Linked DNA regions of Homo sapiens: region 2 is linked to region 1. A link is a contact called in ENCODE Hi-C or POLR2A ChIA-PET data. All regions are on one chromosome and are shown on one strand. Each heading gives the region's core, a stretch centred on a gene start or an enhancer-like site at or near the end of the contact. The rest is flanking DNA. Distances are from core to core; before and after follow the strand shown. Region 1 overlaps RUNX1 (RUNX family transcription factor 1). Region 2 overlaps RUNX1 (RUNX family transcription factor 1).

Region 1 (5,903 bases), core at 71-2,570:
GGTCTGGCTGGGAAACCGGCAATGAGGTCTAATGACTAGTTCACAAACCCAGCAGTAGAACTGGCCCTATCAACCCAAGCCTTCTGTTCCTTTTCAGGACTTCGAGTTTGCAACTTTTAAAAGTCAGAGTTTTTAGCAGGTATTTTATAGATTGCCATTATAAGAGGCCTGGGATAGAGAAGAGACAAAAGTCTGACTTCAAAAGATTTAGACAAAGTGGATTTTGTCAATTTGACTCCAGCGTTCAAAGGAGTCTTAATTTTCAAAAGCATCATACTGTTTGCAGATGAAAAGGGGAGGAAAACCAACGCTATTCTTAGGCAAATGTGTAAGGAAACTTAAATTGGACACTGTCCCACTAGAAGACAGTTTTACATTTCTTTGGAGTTAAACATTAATTTTCTCTTTATGTCCCAACTTTGTGGACAAAGATAACAGTGAACTACCGTAACTCCCAAGGGTCTTCATAGCCAGAGCTTCATGATCCTGCAGGTAGCAGTGTAGGAAGAGCAGACTTCTTTAGGAAAATACTGGGTATAAGTTTTGTATAGGTCAGGACATAAAGAAATGAGCTATTTCTGCTCATTATAAAATATTCAGATCTGCTTCCTCCAGGGGCTTTTCATTTCCAGCAGTTCAAGTTTGCCTTTCTGTTTATCTCTTTGAAGCTGCCACAGTGGATAACAGAATCAGACATTTGGAGACCCAAGTCTTCCTCCCCAGTATTCTCCTGACAGCCTCCCTCCCTCCCTCATACTGATTCATTTCTTTCTTTTTTGTGTGTGAGTGAAAATAACTGATTTTTTAAGTTTAAAAAACCTGGTAGTTCCCAGGCAAATAGTTTAACTTGGAATCTTTGAAATCTAATATTAAAGAAAGGTCTTCATTTTATTCCAAATTTTAGAGGATTTAAAGAGCTGGCAAGGAACAAAAGGAGCTGGTCCATTTTAAACTCAGCAGAAAATAAATGTTCAACCTTGGCTGAAGCTCCTGTGTAATCTTACAGCTAACAGTGTTTCCAATGACTAAAGGCAAACAGAAATAGCAGACGGTTCAATATCCCCATGCTACTGCAAGTATTTTGCTCCAAGTGAAAAAAAAATCATATACTTAGATATTTTGTATAAGACATGCGTATATACTAGATACACACATTTACTAAGTGAATATATAGTACTCCAATACTTTAATCATTTTAAAAGCAAACAAAAGAGGTTTCAGAACTGTCATAAAGCCCCCCGGGGTGTGAACTGCAGTACAGTAATTCACGCCTTGTTGTGTAGACAGCCTCACACCTCTAACCCCATGTCTAAAGCCACACTAAGCATAAAGTACTATGCCATGATTCATGCTCCGTCATGTTTTACTGTAGTGAAAAAGTCGTGCTAGGCTTTTCTAAACTCATAATTAAACCATGCAAACGTTGCATAATATTTCACAGCCTTTAAAAAATATGCTTTGGTAAAATGATCTTTATGATTAAAGTCCAAGTTCTATGAGTTTTTTTGTTTTTTAAAGACAGGCTTGCAGATTCCACATTTTCTGACTTCACACCATAACTTAGCTTTTCAGGTGCTGGAGGGGAAGATGGCAGTCAACACCCTGAAGCCCACCCAACCCCCACATCAGTTTTCTTTCATGAGACCACAGTGACCTGTGCTTGGGTTCATTGCCAGTGGTGGGCCAGAAGGTGGGGATGGTGAGCCTCTAATGTTGGGGTTTTAGTTGTTTCCTCTTCTACCTGTGTTACTAATAGAAAACAAAAACAAAAAAGGCCTGATAATATGGTGCATTCTGGGTTTAATATTCATTACTGTCTTTGGTCTGACAGGGCCAACATGAACTCATGGGCCACCCGAGCACTGGACTAATAGGCAGGAGAGGTGAACTCTTGGTCTTTCTGTCTGGTGAGCAACTGGGTGACATTGGATTACTCACTGACACTTTCTTATTCTCACCTCCGAAGGAGGTGATCCCTAAATCCTTTCCAATGGTGACAGAGCAGGATTCTAATTCCAATAGGTCCTACACAGTATTTCTTTGCTTTACTTGTACATTAAGCAGAGTCAGGGAAGAATCAGATGTGGGGTGAAGAGTGGTGCCTGTAATAATAAATTTGTGTATTCTAGGAAGAGGAAGTAGAGGAGAGTACGATGGGAGTTATCCAGAAAAGGCCCCAGGCTGAGGAAGAGAACCACTGTAAATCATTCTCCAGAGCACAGGGCTACTTGTTCTTGAAAGAGTTGCCTCTGATAAGTCAATCCATCTAAAAGAACAAAAGCTTATTGAACATTTACAGTGTGCCAGGAATGTGCTAATTTACCTGGCAGGAGAGTGATGAATAAGACCAACATGGTCCCTGCCCCACAGGCACTTACAGTCAGTGAAGATCCCAGGATCTTGTGATGCTTGGAAAGGCATCTTCCTGTGGCATTAATCATCATACTGGGTGTTGCTTCATTCATTTATTCATTCATGTGTTCATGAAATTACTTTTTCATTCACTCATATTTCCAACAAACATTTTTGCTTCACTTGGGCCACTGTTTTGGGGACTCACTAGTGAATGGAAGGTTCCTGCCTTCTGGAAGTTACAGCTACTAGGGTGCCCAAGGGCTGTATCTGGGCTAACTGCTAGATTAGCTGCCTAATTTGGACTTGCAAACAGCTGTTCCCAAGGTAGAAACAAGAACCCTAGTGGTATCTATTACATGCTTATGTTCTGCCTCTGAGAGGAGGAGACTAGGGAAAGCACCGAACTCAAATCACAGACAAATTTCAGTTTGCATCCTGCCTTCACCATAAACCAACTGGATGACCTTAGGCAGGTCACTTATTTTCTCTGATTCATAGTTAGAATTCTGACTTCAAAGGGTAATAGGAGTAAGTGAGATAAACTATATGGAAAGCAAGTATCACAATTTCTGGCCATAGTAAATGCTCAATAAGTCTGAATAACCTTTATGATTGTATTACTAAAAAGGAAAAGAAATCCATGCCAAGGGACTTATCTGATGTTCATTGGTGAGACCACACACATTTGCTCCAGGATAAGGCTCAAGTAATAGTGTTTTGTTCACAGCTACAGTCTTGACAGACACACTCTTCAGGCTGGAGAGGAGCTGGGCTCAGGAGATTAAATGGTAAAGGGGCAAATTTCCAAAGATTGGAAATTTGGGATTAGGATGGAGAAGGCAGGAACTCAGTATCTCAACCAACTCATGTTTCTATTAAAAAATACTGGATTCAGGGCCGGGCGCAGTGGCTCATACCTGTAATCCCAGCACTTTGGGAGGCCGAGGCGGGTGGATCATGAGGTTAGGAGATCGAGACCATCCTCGCTAACACGGTGAAACCCTGTCTCTACTAAAAATACAAAAAATTAGCCGGGCATGGTGGCGGGCGCCTGTAGTCCCAGCTACTCGGGAGGCTGAGGCAGGAGAATGGCATGAACCCAGGAGGTGGAGCTTGCAGTGAGCCAAGATCGTGCCACTGCACTCCAGCCTAGGTGACAGAGCCAGACTCCGTCTCAGAAAAAAAAAAATAATAATAAATAAAAAACACTGGATTCAAAAATTTAAATTTGAGCCTTTATGCATACTGGTTTTCCAGGCTAAATGATGTCTGATGCAGCCACTTTACTGAGGCCATTTTGTGATGGGTTATTTTCAGCTTTTTAATCATCAATAATGGGTAAAACAGGCCTTCTACTCCTTGATCCCCATTCCCTTCCATTTGAAATGGGAAGTTAGGGATAAGGTAGAGTTGAGGTTAGTGGTGAGCTCAGAGGTGTACACGGCATATATCACACAAGAAGAAAGGAGAATGCTTTTATCTTTTGATGCAGCAATATTAAAATGTCTCTAGAGTCAACAATGACCCTTTTAAATAATTCATGTCAGAATGTCCTGTTGCTTCTAGTTTCAGTTCCAAAATTTAAAGAGCTTGAGAGTCATCACTCTTGTTTTTATAAGAAAAAATGCTGAACAAACTGAAAATCCATGACTTTTCTTAAGTCCAATGGAAAGCTGAAGTTGCAGGGCAAACTGCAACCCCAAATTTTGAGAAGCAGGCAAATATAGAGAATCATAGTGAGGTCTGCTTGCTGGGAGCAGAATTTCTGAATTCATAAACTGATGAGAACACTTAATGGTGATTTTGACAGATTGCTAGAGGCTCAGTACAGACTAGTGTGCGAATAAGACACTCCTAGGGGCTACAGTTTCAGGAGGAAGTGCACTGTTGTGGGTTTTTCATTCAGGAACTCCACCAGATTCTCACAGGATCCAATATATTATTATAACAGTGGGTTATGGCTGAAAGAGCTTCAACATACTGACTAAGGAGGAGTTCATAGAGAAGCTCACAGATGACATGGGAGACAAAAACAAGGACGCTAGAGGAATTTGAAGTCTCTGGTACCTTCTGAAAACATTAAATACAGCCCAACTCTTGGGTACATGAGAATAATAACTCACGCTAAAGGCCTACTAAGTTCCTATTGCCTGATAAATCATGTTAAACTTTCAATAAAAAATTACAAGAAAGGCAAGAAAAAAACACAGTCTGAAGAGATAAAGCAAGCATCAGAACCAGACCCAGATGTGACACAGATTTTGGAATTACAAGACAGGGAATTTAACAATGATTAACATGTTAATGGCTCTAGTGGAAAAAGAAGACAAGGTGCAAGAAGAGATGGATGATGTAGGCAGGGAGATGGAAACTTTTTTTTTTTTTTTTTTGAGACAGTGTCTCGCTCTGTCGCCCACACTGGAGTGCAGTGGCGCAATCTTGGCTTACTGCAACCTCCGCCTCCTGGGTTCAAGTGATTCTCCTCCTCAGCCTCCCGAGTAGCTGGGATTACAGGCACCTGCCACCACGCCCAGCTATTTTTTCTTTTTTTTTGTAATTTTTGGTAGAGACAGGGTTTCACCATGTTGGCTAGGTTGGTCTCGAACTCCTGACCCCAGGTGATCCACCCACTTCGGCCTTCCAAAGTGCTGGGATTACAGGCATGAGCCACCGTGCCCAGCCTGAAACTCTTAACACTCAAAAGCAAATTCTAAAAACCAAAAGCACCCTAACAGAAATGAGGAATGGCTTACTTAGTAGACAGAACATGACAAAGCAAAGAACCAATGAACTTGAAGATACAGAAACTTACCAAACAAAAAGATAAAGAGGAAAAAGAAAGAACATCCAAGAACTGTGAGAAAGTTTCAAAAGATGTAATGTGTAATTGGAATACCAGATGGAGAAGAAAAAGAAAACAGTGGAAGAAATACTTGAAGTATTAATGGCTATGAATTTTCCAAAATTAATGACAGATACCAAACCACAGATCCAGAAAGCTCAGAGAACACCAAGCATAATAAATACCAAATCTACACCCAGGCATATCATATTTAAACTGCAAAAAACCAAAGAGAAGAGAAAATCTTGAAAGAAGCTAGAGAGGGGGAAAAGCCAACACCTTATCCATAGAGGAAAAAGGATAAGAATTACATTATCTTTCTCTTCAGAAACCATGCAAACACAAAGAAAGGAGAATACATGAAGTGTTGCAACAAAAAAGCTACCAAACTATTATTCTGCATTCAGCAAAATTATCCTTCAAATTCAAAGAAATAAGGATATTTTCTGACAAACAAAACTGGAATAATTCATTGCCAGCTGACCTGCCCTATGAGAAATGTCAAAAAGAACTGCATAAAAAAGGAAGAGCATTAGAAAAGTACTATATTAAGGTAAAATTAAGTTTTATTTTTCTTAACTGATCTGAAAGATAACTGTTTACAATAATAGTAACAAAGTATTGAGTGATTATAGCATGTGGATAAATGAAATAAAAGGCAGTAATGATATAAACAGGAAGGAAGAAGTGGTAGTTATTTGATGCT
Region 2 (5,846 bases), core at 1,039-3,538, 110 kb after region 1:
TCCCCATGCTCCTGACAGTACACCCGACCCTAAGATTCTTGCTTCGCTTGCCTTTGATATGGTGATCTCTGGAACTGAGTATCAAACCTTGCTTGAGGAATTAAAATGCTTGCTCATATCACTTATATCTTTTAAATGTGGAAAACAGAGAGAATCCACTTGGAGCACATCAGATAGGTTTATTACTTTGTTCCTCCCTTGTCATTTTTTGCATGTCTCACATCAAACCCTCCTCTGCAACAGTGAAAATATAGGATGGGATAGATGAAGAAGGTGGTACTCCTTCCTTCTCTGGGCACAGAGGCAATTTCTCAGTGCAGCTCACATGTGGCTACAAACACAGAGTATCACTTTCTTATACAGACCAGGTCACTGTTCCTCAAAAAAAAAAAAAAAAAAAAGATGGTGTTCTATTTGATAACCTGCACTTCTCCAGAGTGACCTCTTCAGCTGAGTCTGGAAGACTGCCTTAGGCAAGTCCCCCGGGTCTCTGGCTACAGAGGGCCATCCTCCATGAGAGATGAGCTTGTTTCATTGTTGCAAAGTATAGCCAAGCTGATACATTTTAGCAAGACTAAAACTTAATCTTTAGGGTTCTGGGTCCTTTCATCAAATTTCCTCTGCTCACACCATGATCTCCATTGTCTCCTCCTCCTCCTCCTGCTCCTCCAGTTCCTCTTTCCTTTCTTCTTCTTTACCTCCTCCCTCCTTGCTTCCTTCCGCCTCTTCCTCCTCCTCCTTCTTCTTCAACTATTATCTACCAAGCTGTGCCTGGGCTGCCCCCAGTGTTTTGCAGTGTGAGGAACTTCTACAGGCCAGCTTGGCCACTGAAAGAAGCCAGTGATTAATGTAGTTTTAAACAAATCAAGATTTGCATAAATTGGCTCTGAAGTCAGCTTCTACAAACCAGCTGGAACACTCGCCATATTCCTAGTTCAGTGCTGTCTTCCCAGTGGGTTCTCAGACTTTGCAGCTCACCCTTAGCCTTCTGTTGCAGGGAAACCACATCCATGTGGCTCCCAGTCTCTGGCAAGCCAGCAAAGGGCTCCAACTTCTCTTGCTTTCTCCACCTTCTCCTCACTGGCTGGAGCACTCAGGACTCTCCCAGGTCCTATTTTTCTCCTTTTGGTAATTTCCTGATAGAAACTCCAGCAATGAAGATAATTTTCAGAACTGTTTTTTTTTTTTCTGGTACAGAATTCATTTTGGCTTCTGGGAACTAAGAAACAAATGAACTGTCTTTCTGAAGTCAAGAACTGTATAATGAAAGCTAAATGCAGAGGCAAAAGCCACTGTCGGTTGCCCTTTGTCCTCTCTGTCACCAGCCCTGGACATGAGGGTGAGACAGAAAGCCTCGCTCTTCCCCAGTGAAACCCTGCAATTGTTCTGTGCCAGATGAAGCCCTCTTCAGATGCTGGACAGGGTCCAGGTGCTGCCCTGTGAGTGGATGCCAGCCTCAGTCCTCATCCAGGCCAGGACCATGTCCAGGGCGGGCTTGCTCCTGAATCACATGCTTCCAGTCAGGACTCTGAATGCAAATGCTGGTGTTTTGTATTTTTTGTCGTTATGTTATTGTTGTTCTTTTTTTTTTTGAAACAAGGTCTCACTCTGTTGCCCAGGCTGGAGTGCAGTGGCTCACCGCAGGCTCCAGCTCCTGGGTTCAAGGGCTCCTCCCACCTCAACCTCCCAAGTAGCTAGGACTACAGACACACGCCACCACACCCCACTAATTTTTAAACATTTTTAGACATGAGGTCTCCTTATTTGCCCCAGCTGGCTGTGAACTTCTGGCTTCAAGGTGATCCTCCTGCCTCAGCCTTCCAATTAGCTCATACTGATGTTTTATTTAAATATCGCATAATATTTCAGTAAAAGGCCTGCAAAGAGGGCACAGAAAGCATTTTTTGGAGTTCACTGGGGGCAGGACGAGCTATCCCATTAGGTGGGAAGGGGTCTCTTCCTGATATGCATCATACAGCTGCTTCTAGTGGTGGTACAGGACCCAGGAGAAGAAGAGTAGGTGCTTAACAAATATTTGCTGAATAAAGGTTGATGAAAATCAATGTCGACAATACATTTATTGGGATCAGGTAAGGAACAAAGGTGATATTAACAACAGCTGCCACCTGCGTCTATTACCAGACATCTCATAGATAGCAACCCTGGGAGGGAGATCTTACATACATGAGGACAGAGGAATGGGAGATCCACCAAGGTGCCTGACAGCTGCATTTGAACCCATACTCAGATAGAGGAACCCTCTGCAGTCTGCTCAGGGTTGGAGTTTGTGGCTGGGAGAAAAGAGGAACAGCCTCTGCAGCCAACCCTCCTGGGCAGCGAATGTCTCCTCCCCACACTGCAGTGAACCCCTGGCCATCCTTCCAGCTCTGCCCTTGCCCCACTCCAGTAAAGCAGCCAGAGAGTGATACACATTAGATTGTGTCTCTCCTCCACCCAAACTCCTTGACGGCTTTCCAGGGCACTCAGAATTCCAGGCCCTGGAGGAAACCAGCCCAGCCCATCACCTAGACCTGGGAGCACCTGTCTCCCTCGGCTTGCTCTGCCATAGCCTCTGTCTGTCTCACAGACGCGCCAAGCTTTTTCTGCCTCAGGACCTTTTCAGGGGCTTTCCTTCTGCCTGGACCACTTTCCTGTCTCTAAACTCCCCCAGTTTTCCCCATGGCTGCTCAACCGTCATCTACTAAAGTAATGGGTAAAGTAACCCCGCTCCCTACCCCTGAACCATCACAACTATCATGTCACATGCACGGGTTTCTTTTCACCATTGCATTTGTCTTATTTGATTTCTGTGTTTATGTATTTGTTGTCCATCCTCCAAGTGACAGAGGGAGTGGATGGAGTGAAGGATAAGTTTTGTCCTGTTCACTGCCCAGCATCAAGAAAAGTGCTTGGAACTGAGTAGATAGTCAACAGACACTTCTTAAGAATGAATGAATCAATCGATGACAATGAACTGTAGCTGCCACCTCCTCCAGCCTACGTACCCTGAGGCATCCTAGATCTCAGAGCAAGGAGATGATGACTGCCAGGCATTGAGTGGTGAAAAAATATTTTCCTTTGCTACTTACTCTTCTATCACTGGGTGGCAGTAAGGCTAGAAGCCTGGGAAATCTCCATCACCCGTCCTCTCTGTTTTGCGATACTCTTGGGTGCCCTGAGGGCTTTAGAGGTTGCTGCGGTCAACAACCTAAGCAACCACTTCTGAGTTTCTGGCATAGTGGCAACCACAACTGGCCAGTAGGTCGAGGAGGCCTCTGCTTAACATATTGCACCGATGTTTTGGTTATGCAAATATATGGTTTTTCTCATTCCGATGGAAAACATTTCTGGCCAAGTCAAAACTACAGAAACACAGCAAGGAAGACTCATCTATATAGTCCCCTCAGTCCCATTGCCCCAGCCTGGGTCCCTCTTTTTACACCCTCAGAAGACTGTTCCCATTGCCTTCCTAGTCTTTGAGATGCAGGCATTTGGAAAGCACACATCTGATGCATACCTGAAACTCCGGATCAGTCACGTAATTGTTTCCAGATATACAGGACATGTGTGATGACAGATAGGATATGAACAGATGAGTAGTGATTGGATCTGAGCTCAACATTCCAAACCGATGCAAACTAGGGTGTGGGGAGAAGCCCCTGGCCTTTCACTTGGGGTGGGGCTGGGGGGCCTTCACCTGGTCTAGTTTAATCTAGAAGCAGGCATAGAAATGGCAGGAGAGGCCAGGCGTGATGGCTCACGCCTGTAATCCCAGCACTTTGGGAGGCTGAGGCAGGTGGATCACTTGAGGTCAGGAGTTTAAAACCAGCCTGGTCAACATAGTGAAACCCTGACTCTACTAAAAATACAAAAAATTAGCTGGGGGTGGTGGTGGGCACCTGTAATCCCAGCTACTTGGGAGGGTGAAGCAGGAAGAATTGCTTGAACCCGGGAGATGGAGGTTGCAGTAAGCCAAGATCGTGCTACTCCACTTTAGCCTGGGCAGCAGAGGGATACTCCATCTCAAAAAGAAGAAGAAGGAGAAGGAGAAGGAGAAGAGAAATAATGGCAGGAGAAGGAGGGAGCAGTGGCTTTGCGTAGACTTTTCTCTGGGATGAACTGGGCTCAGGAAAGGAAGAAACCTGTTGGGTTCTGATGCGGGGCTGTTCACCCACAAAAGAATGGAGAGGTGCAGATGGAAGTGGATCTCCTGCAGAGATGGTGTAGAGACAGAATGGAAACCCCAGGCCAGGAGTGTCAGCTTTGGGAACAGTGGTTGGTGGCATCTGCAGCCTTCTGCGTCAGCTGGACACCACACGTCTTAAGCCTCGTCACCTTCTCTTTACTTTTTTGCCCCTTCAAACTCACACTAATTTCAGTTGAGACAGGGCAGAATGCATACTTTGCACCACCCTATGCCACAAGGTTTCAATCTGGGGTGGGCATGGGGACCCTTTACATTGTATTCTTTAATAATTCACATGGCAGCATCGTAGGGCTACTTTTAATTGCTTCTTAAAAGTAATTAATTGATTTTCTGACGTATCAGTTAACAATGTATTACACTGACACGAAGTTGTGTTTTGGCTCTTGATTGAACCGAGGGCTGTATGGATTAAATTCCACCCAGAGTTTAGCTTAGGAGACTCTAAAAATATGCCTCTATAAAAGGAAAGGCTTTTTACATGGCGTGTTGTCTAAAAATCTAAACCATATGTCCTTTCCAGGCTGTCAATGGGGTAAAATATGGGTTCCAGTGTGTGTAGCTGCTCAGACTTCGAACATTCAGGAGGCATAAAATAACCTACTGTTACTCAATATGGCCAACACTCTGGATTAAAGTCACTCAGGCTATGCCGAGGGAATTCTCTCTCAGTCAGTGTGAAGCAGGAGCCATTCCATCAAAACGTGGTTTGCTAAGGACTCTTGGAAGGAGGCAAATATGAGCTTTGTTCTGAGAGCGGCTGTCTCCTGGCAGGAGCTGAGTTTGTCTGTAGCTGAGTTTGCAAGATCCATTCATTGACATTCCATGATAGAAGAATTATACACAGGGAGGATTCCCATCAACAATGCAGACACTATTAATGGGGACGTTAAGACCAAGATTAGTTAAGTGGCTTGCCCTGGGTCATGCACTGAGTCAGTGGAGCATTAGGAACAAGGACCTCCTGACATTTTGGCTTCTGTAGGGATTTGTGTGGCAATTCTGTGATGAGGATGATATTGTAACTGCCAGGAAGTCACCATGTATATTTCAACACCTACTGTACCCACAATATGAATCTCTTGACAGGGTCATTTCACGGGGGGCAGCATTTCTTCCCCACTTCTGGGAGCTATCACTCTGGCCTTTCTCCCCTTCATATGGTCAGTTGGGCGTATGGGAGAAGGAAGTGGCAACTCAGGGAACTCAGTTCCCTCCTCCCTCCCTCCACTTGGAGCTAGTGCCTGCAGGAAGCACACATTCTGGTCAGTGTCTTCATGTGGCATGTTTTACACTGGTTCAACTGCGCCTGAGACAGGTGAGAGAATTCAGCATTGGGAAGCCTGTGTGGCTGCACTTCACAGCCCCATTCTGCAACTTGGCCTTGAGCTGGCATTTGGATCTGCATGTGTCCCACTTCTTTTTGCCTGTGTCCTAATTGATTTGGAACTCAAGAGGGCTGCCATTCATTGCATGTCCTTCAATCTGAGTGTAAAGCCAGGACATGTGATGATGGCAGAACGAGCCCACTTAAACCTGATGCACAGTGAGCTGAGGCCTTGCTTCTCAGCTGTGTTCCTTACCTTGGCCTGGTCATTCGTGCTCAGTTTCCTGAATTATAGAATGAGGATAACGATTCCTC

Evidence for each region. Hi-C counts contacts between places; a loop is a spot of excess contacts on that map. ChIA-PET counts read pairs that join two places held with the same protein, here RNA polymerase II (POLR2A). Pooled maps may share reads with other maps.
Region 2: a pooled map shows a loop between it and region 1 (2.7-fold over the local background). The contact joins two enhancer-like sites. A Hi-C loop is called at or near these places in 2 of 50 pooled maps. POLR2A ChIA-PET finds 5 or more read pairs at or near these places in 3 of 52 experiments (HCT116, T-cell and activated T-cell).

The regions. Positions count from the first base shown.
Region 1 is chr21:34,800,016-34,805,918 of GRCh38, forward strand. The region is part of intron 7 of RUNX1 (RUNX family transcription factor 1); the gene reads right to left. Among named protein-coding and RNA genes, the nearest start is that of RUNX1-AS1, 33 kb to the right of the region's middle. Within about 2 kb of position 1,321, at least 3 of the 41 ENCODE cell types and tissues checked have a DNase peak (open chromatin) inside an H3K27ac peak, as active enhancers do.
Region 2 is chr21:34,909,208-34,915,053 of GRCh38, forward strand. The region is part of intron 2 of RUNX1 (RUNX family transcription factor 1); the gene reads right to left. Among named protein-coding and RNA genes, the nearest start is that of RUNX1-AS1, 76 kb to the left of the region's middle. Within about 2 kb of position 2,289, at least 4 of the 41 ENCODE cell types and tissues checked have a DNase peak (open chromatin) inside an H3K27ac peak, as active enhancers do.